Linked DNA regions of Homo sapiens: region 1 is linked to region 2. A link is a contact called in ENCODE Hi-C or POLR2A ChIA-PET data. All regions are on one chromosome and are shown on one strand. Each heading gives the region's core, a stretch centred on a gene start or an enhancer-like site at or near the end of the contact. The rest is flanking DNA. Distances are from core to core; before and after follow the strand shown.

Region 1 (5,839 bases), core at 2,860-5,359, 520 kb before region 2:
AAAAGGTAATGGAAGATAGACTCCTATTTGTCTGTGGCAACTCACACTACCTCTCCTCAGGGATTCCAAAGCTGGTATCAATAGTCTAGGCTTATGGATATTGTTCCATATGTTAAACTATCTAAGGAGATAAAAATCCCAACCTTGGAATTCCTTGAGGAACATCCCCTCCCAAAATTTTGAGCCCCAATAAGCACCTTGGTCTAACATGTCACCTGTTATCTCCTCATTCTAGCCAATAACTAAAAGTCATAAGCCCTGAACCTATCTCTCCTTTTGAATTATTCTGCTTTGAAATGAAATGTAGACAGAAGTATAACTTCGTTTAAAAGCATCCTGGCAGTTACCTTTTGCTCTTTATCCTTAAATCCTTGAGAGAAAATGTTGGAAAATAATTATTAGTAGATTTTGGGCTTTAATGTTCAAGTTCCATAATCAGTATACACAGAGTCAAGATCCTTGAGCACAAAGAGGCCACTTTTGCTCATCTGCTTCCTCCAGAGCAACAACCCTGTATGTGAGTTTCTATGGTAGCCTGCAAGAACCTTAAAATTAAGAACTGTCTTCTATCAACCCGCCCTTCATGTAGTGAACCTAACTATTAACAAAGAGCCTCAGAATTGTGCTAGAATTCAGTCTGAGACTAAAATATGGGGACACAAACCATCCTTATATAATTATGAAATTCTGGAACCACTAGGCTCCTCAGTGATAATCTTGTATAACCTTATACTTAAAGAAACTAAGAACCAGATATTTTAAGTTACTAGTGAAAGATTTGACAGAAGGCAGTGGTAGATAGAACCAAGCCCCCACTTCCTTTCATGTATTTTCATAAAGGTACTACATAGGCTGGGCATAGTGGTTCACGCCTGTAATCCCAGCACTTTGGGAGACCGAGGCAGGGAGGATCAGTTAAGGCCAGGAGTTTGAGACCAGCCTGGCCAACATGGTGAAATCCTGTCTCTACTAAAAATACAAAAATTAGCCAGGCATGGTGGTGCACGCCTGTAATCCCAGCTACTCCACGGGTTGAGGCACAAGAATTTGAACCAGAAAGCAGAAGTTGCAATGAGCCGAGATCACGCCACCACACTCTAGCCTGGGCAACAGAGCGAGATTCTGTCTTAAAAAAAAAAAAAAAAAAAAAAGGTATCATATAAACAATTAGGAGAAGTGAAACTATAATGGTGCTATCTATGAACCAATCATTCTGTGCTAGGTACAACACATTGCTTAAGCTTGTCCTGCAGATTTAGGGTAGCTAAAAGTGAATATGTTTTATTTAGACAATTAGAGATAGCTGAACAAAATCTACAGATTATAGTAGTGTATCTATGTTTATTTATTTAAAAAATTATAATGGTATAACAGAGTGTCCTTGTATTTGGGAATTAAACACTGAAGTATTTAGGGATAATGAAGTATCATATCTGCAACTTACTCTTAAATGGCAGAAAGTGTGTGTGTGTGTGTAGAGAGAGAGAGAGACAGACAGACATTGCTTTGTAATAGGATGATAATAGAGATGGGAAGAAATGCACAGATTAAATGTGTTTTAGAGCTAAAGTCAAAAGATTAGCTGATGGTTTAAATATATGGCTAAATGAAAAAGAATCATGGGAAACAGATTTTGGACTGGAGTAACTGAGTGATAATGGTATCATCAAATGAGATAGAGAAGACTGGGGTAATCAACATGTCTGGAGGAGAGGGGTGACAAAATAGGGTACCAAGAATTCTGTTTTGTTCATGCTGTATTTAAAGTACCACATCAAGATATCAAATATTCAGTTCTGTGTATATATATATATATATAGAAATATATATGCATGCATATACATATATATACACACATACCTATACACATATATGTATATACGTACACACACGCACACATATATGTGTATAGGTATGTGTGCATATATATACGAGAGAGAGAGAGCATGGCTATATTATGAAAGAGTCAGGGATAAAAACAAAGATTTTAAATAAATGGTAACATTATTCAAAGTGACTTTGATTTTTTTAAAAAACAGGCATTCAAGTGTACCTTAGAAATACCTACTGTTTGCCTGATTTCAGAAGGGCAGCAAATAAAATGAGCCATCATTTTCCTATATATAGGCTTTACTAAAGCTAGAATAGCTCCATGAGATCTTTTCAAATCCCTTTGATTGTACTGTAAACTTCTAACAGATCTGGAACACAAAAATGACCATTGGTTCTTCTATAAACATCTGTTTTCAGAGCCGGGTGTGGCGGTGCCTGCCTGTAATCCCAGGACTTTGGGAGGTGATGGAGGAGGGTCACTTGAGGCTGGGAGTTCGAGACTAGCCTGGGCAACTCAGCAAAACCCTGTCTCTACAAAAACTAAAAAATAAGCTGGGCGCGGTGGCTCACACCTGTTGTACCAGCTACTCAGGAGGCTGAGGCAGGAGGATTGCTTGAGCCTAGGAGGTCGAGGCTGCAATAAGCCAAGATTGTGCCACCATACTCCAGCCTGGGTGATAGAGTGAGACCCTGTCTCATAAAAGAAAAAGAAGAACGTCTGTTTTTAGTTTACTGTTTGTGGGGGTGGGAGTTGGTGGACAAAGGAATGGAGAACAAATAGGGGAAAATCAAGTAATTCTCAAAACAAAAGTAAATCATTGAAATAGTATATGTATGAGTTAACAGAAATGAGTCAGAATTCTAAAATAAATATCCTTTGAATTTCATTATACCAACCTAGAAATTCCTGCAAATATGAATATGATATAGCCTTGCCACTGACGTACCCCTTTCAATAGTCTGAAATAGAGCAGCATTATGTTGAATTCCATGCTGTAGCAAATGGTACTATAGCAAAGCCCTGGTGTTATTTCTGAAATTATAACTTTGCAATTTGTAAAGTCCTTTTACCAACACTATTTAATTTTGTACTTCCCTACAGCCTTAAAATATAAATAAGATATGTATTATCATCTGTATCTGATAGATGAAGAAAATGACAGCCTCTGAAAAATGAAATGGCTTGCCTAAAGTAACATGGCAATTTTAAGTGAAAAGACTATATTTAGAAGCCAGATCTTCTAATTCCTGGCCAACTGCTCTTTCTGTGACATCATAAAGCCTCTTTCATCCTTCCCACATTGTTGAGTGTAGTTATTTACTAGCAGTTTCCCAAATTTTATGAGGTACAAAATCAAAATAACGTAGAGTAAAAAGAATGACTGACATGACATTACATCAGAAATAGCTAAGATTAAAGTTTATATTTCCTGAGTCACTATTTCTTAACTAATCCATTAAATATTCACGGACGACTCAGCTATAGATGTTTACCATTGTTTTTTTTTGGCAATAACTATGTAATACCTTGAGCTAAAACTATGGGGAAAATATACCTGGCATTCCCAGCACTTTGGGAGGCCGAGATGGGTGGATCACCTGAGGTTGGGAGTTCAAGACCAGCCTGACCAACATGAGAAATTTCGTCTCTACTAAAAATACAAAATTAGCCGGGCGTGGTGGCACATGCCTGTAATCCCAGCTTCTCGGGAGGCTGAGGCAGGAGAATCGCTTGAACCCCAGAGGCGGAGGTTGCAGTGAGCCATTGCACTCCAGCCTGGGCATCAAGAGTGAAACTCCATCTCAAAAAAAAAAAAAGAAAAGAAAAGAAAACGAAAAAGAAAAAGAAAGAATGCTTGGGCCAAGGGCGGTGGCTCATACCTGTAATCCCAGCACTTTGGGAAGCTGAGGTAGGTGGATCACCTGAGGTCTGGAGTTCAAGACAAGCCTGGCCAACATGGCGAAACTCCTTCTCTACTAAAAATACAAAAATTAGTCAGGTGTGCTGGCGCACACCTGTAATCCCAGCTACTCAGGAGGCTGAGGCAGGAGAATCACTTGAACCCGGGAGGCGGAGGTTGCAATGAACTGAGATTGTGCCACTGCACTCCAGCCTGGGCGACAGAGTGAGACTCCATCAAAAGAAAAAAAAAAGAATGCTTATAATTCCATTTCCCACTAATTTTACTATATTTTTCCAAGTTTCCAAAGAGATAATGGTTATATTATACAAGCAACATAAATGTTTTTAAAACCTTTTTGCAGGAGGAAGTTTAAAAATCACAAAATTGCTAAAGCAGATGTGGCAATTACCAAAAAAACAAAAAAAAAAAGAGGAAGTTTAAAGAAAAACTAAATATAGAAATAATGTTAGACTATTAGATGTTAGAATGCATGAGTGGAGTTATTGTGGCAGCCACATATGGGAAATCTTAGATTTTACATTTTGGGACATGTTCTGCACAATACCTCTATTCACTGAAAATGCCATTATATGAGCGTATGATGGATGATTGATTTTGTTTATTTTAGGAGAGATGTGAGTGTAGTTTAACAAAAGCCCAGAGAATAGTAAGTTGAAATGTTTCTCTTCTAGATATCATGTTTCTCTTCTAAAATACTCTTTTTTGTTAAAAAAATCATTTATTCTTATATTCATATAATAGCTTTTGAATACAAGCTCCAAAATTAAAATTAAATACGGTAACAAGTCAGCTGACCACAGTTAATTTTGCCCCAAGTCATATAATTACAGTCTCAATTGACTCGTTATTTACCCTTAGAAAGTCACTCCAAGCTGGCTGTGGTGATTCGTGACTGTAGTCCCAAGTACTTGGAAGTCTGAGGCAGAAGGATCATGTGAGTCCAGAAGTTGGAAGCTGCGGTGAGCTGTGATTGTGGCACTGTACGCCAGCATGCACGACAGAACAAGACTCTGTCTCTTAAAAAAAAAAAAAAGTTACTCCTATACTAAAAACACACACAGTGACCCACAACTATTACATAAAACAGACTAATAATTGAAGATTGAAAAGATTCATACTCCGCTATACATATATTCAGTTAAACCAGAATTATTCTAAAACAGTATAATCCATAATGTGGAAGATCAGTAGTGTATATAATCCAGAATAGTCCATAACCCCGAAAGAGAAATTAAGGACATGCATTTTGGTAAGATATGAATATTTGACATCCTGATAGTTCATACCTCCTTAAAAAGATGAAGGTATATTATGAATACTAAAGATCTGACTAGATAAGAGCTAAGTTTTACATTCTGGCTCCTAACTACAATGTTTATTTTCTTTCTTCTTTTTTTTTTTTTTTTGAAGGAGCCTTGCTCTGTCACCCAGGCTGGAGTACAGTGGTGTGATCGGCTCACTGCAACCTCCACCTCCCGGGTTCAAGTGCTTCTCCCGCCTCAGCCTCCTGAGTAGCTGGGATTACAGGCCCCACCACCATGCCCGGCTAATTTTTGTATTTTTAGTAGAGACAGGAATTTCATCATGTTGGCCAGGCTGGTATCAAACTCCTAACCTCAGATGAACCACCTGCCTGGGCCTCCCAAAGTGCTGCGATCACAGGCATGAGCCACCGTGCCAGCCATCCTAATTACAATATTTTCAAATAAAAAATTATGATAAATAATCTTAAATAGTCTGAAATCAGCTCTGCTATAGATAATTCATAAAGGCTGTCCAGCCCATTTCTGGCTCCTAGTCCAGTTTCCTGTCCCCATACTCCAAAGTCCTCTTCCCAAGACAGAAGTTCTTGATTCCCTGCCTGGCTTCAAGCTTTGGAAACAGTGCTGCCTTTCCTCAGGTAGGACAGCCAAAAAGTTATTTTTTTATTATGCTTTTTTGTATTTTCTAAATGTTCTATAATAAACTATTTTAAAACTCAGTTTTTAAGAAGCAATAAAAATATTGTAAGGGATTTACATTCAATTTGCAAGTGATTCAGTAATAAGTGATATGTGATCTTGCCATTTGTTGCATCCTTG
Region 2 (5,923 bases), core at 1,067-3,566:
ACAAAAGTAATATGCTCTTGGTGTGATTTTTAAAAACTTAATTTTTAACCTGGGTTTTTTTCTTTGTGTTTGTTATTACTAATATATATTTTATATATATATATATATTTTTGGGGGTAGACATCCTTCTTTCATGTGCTTTTCCATTTATCAAATAATTCCTAAGTATTTTCTCTTCAAGGAAGTATAGGGGATACAAAGACAAAACATGTTTGTGCCAGCAAAGACCTAATATTAAGGGAAGGTAGCATAAACAAAAACAGTTCCTTCTTTCTCCTGTAGTGACCCTTTGTGATTTGTAAAGTATATATCTTAATAAGATCCTCAGGGGTCTCCAAGTTTTCAAATGCCATATTCTCATCTGTTACCTCACCCCTCCCTCATTAAATGCTGTGAAGTATGACTGAAATTGTTATGGACTCTTTCAGAAGCTTAGTTATTAATAAATACAGAGCTAAAAATCAACAGTAAGATGCCTGTAATGAATTCTGCCACTAAGAGAAAATGAATACAATCTCTTTCTTCACTTCTGAAATAAGATTAGCTGTGATCTTATAGGTGTCTATAAACTCAAGGTGATGGTGGTGGTTGCAGACCATGACCTGAGCCACTACAGAACTGGAAGTTCCACTTCTTTACCTCAAATTTCTGTATTCTTGTATTTCTATATTTTGCTTTTTTTCTAAATGACAGATAATGTATAATTGATAGATAGAATATGTGTAGAATAAGTGCCACATTAACATGGAAACTATAGAAATGTCTGCATTTTACTTGGTTTATTTTACCCTCATTTTGTTGGAGAGAAAAAGATACACATTGGTTTCTTCCTATTTTTCCCAGCTATTGACCTGAAAAGTGGTTCTGGAAAAGTGTACCAAGGCCCTGCAAAAGGTGCTGCTGATACAACAATCATACTTTCAGATGAAGATTTCATGGAGGTGGTCCTGGGCAAGCTTGACCCTCAGAAGGTAATGTTCTCAAATGTTCATTTATTCATTGTTTTATTGTTTCCTCTTTTGACAATTGCAGTTTTTAAGCTGATGCCCAAATTCTGATTTATAAGCCAGGTTTCTTACAACTCTGAAGATGACACAGTTGCTACTGATACTCTGGTTGACAGGTCATATATTTCTTTTTTAATGGAGTTTCACCTGACACTTTTTAAGACTGAACCCACATCTAGATTTTTTAATATATTCTGTTATGTGTTCAAAGGTGAAAAACCATATGACATTAGTAGGTACTACATAAAATTAGACATTCCCAATAAATAAGATTAAGAAATCATTGAATATTGGAACTAGAAGGATATTTTAACCTAATAGCCCATGTCTTACTTAGGGTGAATCTTAGAGGCATTTCAGTGGAAAATCATGATTAACAGAAGAGTGCCTTCTGTGACGATTATTTAGTTAATATTATTATGAAACTTTTGACCAATCCACAAATATACAAAATTAAAGTAATTGATGTGGCAATTAGAATGGAGGAGAAAAATTTGTTATTTTCAATTTGTGATTATGTAGCTAGAAATTCCAAGGGAACTAACTTATTGATTCTTAGAATGAAGGAGTTCAAACAAATGGCTGAGTGCAGTTATTTAAAAATAGCTTTCACATAGGAGTAATTTGAATAAATGAGGAAATATATGATTTTCCTGTATAGAAAGACTAAAAGGAATTGTAAAGTAGTATAGTAGGTAAAAAGTAGTCTTTGGCATCAGATAAAATCTAAATTTGAATCTTGCCCCTGTCACTTCATCCAAAAACCTTAATTTTCTCATTTGTAAAATGAGTTTAATAATTTTAATGTTTACAAGGCTTATTATAAGAACTAAACCCAATAATATGTATGAAGAGCTTAGTACAGTGCTTGGCAATGCAGTGAACCCTCTGTTAATTTCTTTCCAGGAATTTATTTAGTACCTATTCAGGTTGTAGGTATTGGCTGAATTAAGACAAAACCCTACTGTATGGAGCTTCTTTTAGTGTACTAATGCAAAAGAAATAAAATCTCAAGTTAGAGAAGAGTAAGCCTGAGTATAGTGTTAGAGCAATGACTGGCAAACTTTTTCTGTAAAGGGTTACACAGTAAATATTTTAGGCTTTGTGGGCAAGATGGTCTCTGTTGCAGCTCTTCAGCTTTGCCATTGTAGCCTTAAAGTAGCCATAGAGAATATGTAAACAATGGAGTGTGACTGTGTTCCAATAAAACTTTATTTACAGAAACACACAGCCACTAGATCTGGTTCTCCAGCTGTTGTTTGCCAACCCTTGAGTTAGAATGTGACAGGACAGGGGAACTATTTTAAATAGGTTGTTTAAAATACCTTCTGGGGTTTTCTAAGGTACCTGAAATGCCTGACAGAGATTTGAACAGAGTATCAGAATGAGTCATCAGACTAAGGAAACAACTAATACAAAGGCCTGCCGTGCGAGGAACTTGGCTCCACTTAGTCTTCTCTGAGCTCCACAGTGAGAGAACCATCCCTCTACTTGACCACTCTGATGGGAAACTTTCTGGCATGTCAAACTTACTGTGACCAAAATAGAACTTGTGATTTATTTTTCTCCCCCAGTCTCTTCCTTCTTAATTAGTGGCACCATCATCTATTTACCCAAATTAATAAGCCCAGAAATGTAAAAATTATCTTAGATTCCTTCTGCCCTTCTGTATCCTTTCCTTCCTTACTTCTGTCTGATCTTTCTCCAAAATATATCTTGAATTCATCTTCTCTTCCTCTCTAGGGATATCACTGTGATCCTAGCCTCTGTCATCTCTCACCTGTCTTACTTCTTCCAGTCTTGTCTCTCCCATTCAGTCTGTTGTTCTCCACCCAGGAGCCAGAGTAATCCTTTAAAAATGTAAATCAGATTAGATTATTTATGTATGTTAGTCATTTCTACTACTTTCATTAATTACTGGTTCATATTTATCATCCCATTTGATAAAAAATCTCCAGCATTTCCTTTTGCACGTGTATAAAATCCAAGTTAGCTGTTACCATGTCGTGTATGATGTTTCTTTCCCTTGCTCCTTTTTCAGGCTTCATCCCATGCCACTTGCCCCATCACCTGTAATGCTAATTCTAGTTATTTTGTTGTTATTTTGTCCTTCCTTTCAGTTCCTTCCCATCAGCTTTTACTCCTTCAATGTCTATGCATTTGCCTTTTCTGGAATTTCTCCTCCTAGCTGTTTGCATGGCTGGCTTCATTTCATCCAAAGTAGTTTCTTCCTGTTATATTCTGATAACATCCTGTTTTCTCCTTCATTGTATTTATAACAGGCTTTAATTATTTGTTTACATTTTACTTTTTGACTCCCCTAGTTTAATGTTAGCTCTGTGAGAACAGGGACAGATATTCAGCCTAGCCTAGAATATTGCCTAGTATACTGTAGACATTCATACTCAGGTAGATTAAAGCAAATATAGAAGGAATGAAAGTTCAATGTCAGAAGTTTAGGCTGTATAGAAATTAGAAACTTCTGCATGTCAGACTCTATAGTATATTTCCATAAATCGAGGGAAAAAAATAAAATGATGATACAGAGTATCATTCTAAAAATTCTGGAAAGCACTACAACCTCAATAGAAAAAGTGGACAAAAGTCCATCAATGATAGACTGCATTAAGAAAATGTGGCACATACACACCATAGAATACTATGCAGCCATAGAAATGGATGAGTTCATGTCCTTTGTAGGGACATGGATGAAGCTGGAAACCATCATTCTCAGCAAACTATTGCAAGGACAAAAAACCAAACACCGCATGTTCTCACATGTGGGAATTGAACAATGAGAACACCTGGACAGAGGGTGGGGAACATCACACACGGGGACCTGTCATGGGGTTGGGGGAGGGGGGGAGGGATAGCATTAGGAGATATACCTAATGCTAAATGACGAGTTAACGGGTGCAGCACACCAACATGGCACATGTATACATATGTAACAAACCTGCGCATTGTGCACATGTACCCTAGAACTTAAAGTATAATAATAATAATAAAAAAGAAGAAGTGGACAAAAGGTATGGAACAATAATTAATGAAATAAATAGAAATGACTAACATACAAAAGAAAAAAATTTTTCCCAGTATCCAAAAATACAAATTAAAGCATGTTATTTTTGCCTCATATTTTCAAAGTGTAAGAAAATAGTATTTTTAAGGTTGGGATAAGATAATTTACACACAACTGGAGGGAATATAAAATTGGTATAGGCCAGGGACAATGTCTCGTGCCTGTAGTTCCAGCACTTTGGGAGGCCAAGGCAGGAGGATTGCTTGAGTCCAGGAGTTTGAGCCTGGGTGAGACAGTGAGACCCTGTCTCTACCAAAAAAAAAAAAAAAAAAAAATTAGCCTGGTGTGGTGGCACACACCTGTAGTCCCAGCTACTTGAGAGGCTGAGTTGGGAGGATCACTTGAGCCCAGGAGGCTTAGGCTGCAGTGAGTGTGATCATGCAGCTGTAGCCTGGGTGACAGAGCAAGACCCTGTGTCAATCAATCAGTAGTTGGTATAGCCTTTCTGGAAAGCACAGTGCTTCCAGACCTTCTTCCTTTATGGCAGTTTATAGTCTTACTACTTTTTGCATGGCACTCCTAGGCCAAACCATATACCTAACAGTTTCATTTATGAAGTAGTTCAAAACAATTAGTTTTTTGTGTTCAACCAGTATGACTGTATTTCCCTCCCAAATTAACAGTATTGGGAAAGTGTCCCTGAGAGAGTTTGCTGTGATGTCCGGTGCATGGCAGTGCAGAGTTTGGAAACTGGCAATATGGACGTATGGTTAAGGGCTTTAAGAAATAAGAAAATAGATAGGAGGAAAGATTTATGTACAAAATTCTTCTGCTCAAAAATGTCCAAAATTGATATTTTTACTTCTAGTAATTAGGTGTTCTTGTTTTAGGTTGTAAATCTCTTTCAGAGTTTAGTACATAGCAGGCTGGCCTAAGTACTGACTCCTTCCCTGCATGAGTTGCAGACCATCGTTTTGTTTGTTTGTTTTTTGTAACTGCATAGTGAAAGAAATCTTAGTTTTGAAATTCTGGTCTCCTGTTTGAATGCATTTGATTGTGACTGAATGAGCTCTCTCTGACTATTTCTGGAATAAAAAGTTGTTGCCTTTTCTCCAGTTCACGAGGGTTTGCTTCTGAGACTAAGTGCTGCTCGTTAACAAGTATTGTTAACAAGCATTGCTGAGCAAAGAACACCTGAGTTTAAGCCCTGGCCCTACTTCTTGCTGGCTCTGTAGACTTGAGCAGGTTATTTAATAAGCTCTCTGAAATTCAGTTTCTCATCTGTCAACTGGGGTAAGAACTGCTGATGTGCCCACTTCAAATTGACAGCTGTAATTCTTAAATGAGATTATATTTGTGGAGCTGCTTTGTAATGCTCAGTGTATGTAGGTATCACTATTTTTTCCATTTAGCTAGAAATCTAGAGGCTTTTTCACTTCATATTTTATGTAAGCTATAAAAACTATGATTGATTATTTTTATTTTACTGATAGGGAATTTACACTGAAGGAGAACTTAAGGAACTTGCACCAGTTTCTGTATCAGGTTAGATACAAAACTGCTACAGGAACCCTTCGTTTTTAACACACCAGCTTTTGCTTGGTAATGATGAATTAATACTCTCTTATCACATGTCAAACTACTAAGCTAAGCACTCTACACATTACTTTATTTAACACGCACAACAGAGTTGTGTTATTTAGGGACTGTTGTTATGCCTTTTATAGATGAGGAGATTGAAACTCACAGAGGCCACGTATCTAAGCATTTTCTCAAGCTCACCTTGCTATTAAGGGGCACAGCCTGGATTTTAACTCAGGCATTCTGATGCTACAGCTGTGATCTATTCAACATTGTGTTATATTCTCTAATTTGTCATTTCGTGGCTTTCTAG

What was found. A loop is a pair of places that touch in the nucleus more often than their neighbours do. ChIA-PET counts read pairs that join two places held with the same protein, here RNA polymerase II (POLR2A).
Region 1: a map with no recorded cell type shows a loop between it and region 2 (4-fold over the local background). The contact joins two enhancer-like sites. A Hi-C loop is called at or near these places in 1 of 37 single-sample maps with no recorded cell type. POLR2A ChIA-PET finds 5 or more read pairs at or near these places in 1 of 52 experiments (Panc1).

Annotation. Positions count from the first base shown.
Region 1 is chr5:119,015,467-119,021,305 of GRCh38, forward strand. DMXL1-DT (DMXL1 divergent transcript) reads right to left here. Exons shown (of 3, transcript NR_134250.1): 2 at 4,611-4,774. Among named protein-coding and RNA genes, the nearest start is that of DTWD2, 30 kb to the left of the region's middle. Within about 2 kb of position 4,110, at least 3 of the 41 ENCODE cell types and tissues checked have a DNase peak (open chromatin) inside an H3K27ac peak, as active enhancers do.
Region 2 is chr5:119,535,580-119,541,502 of GRCh38, forward strand. HSD17B4 (hydroxysteroid 17-beta dehydrogenase 4) reads left to right here. Exons shown (of 24, transcript NM_000414.4): 23 at 844-971. Among named protein-coding and RNA genes, the nearest start is that of HSD17B4, 86 kb to the left of the region's middle. RefSeq lists an enhancer at 2,548-2,627. Within about 2 kb of position 2,317, at least 2 of the 41 ENCODE cell types and tissues checked have a DNase peak (open chromatin) inside an H3K27ac peak, as active enhancers do.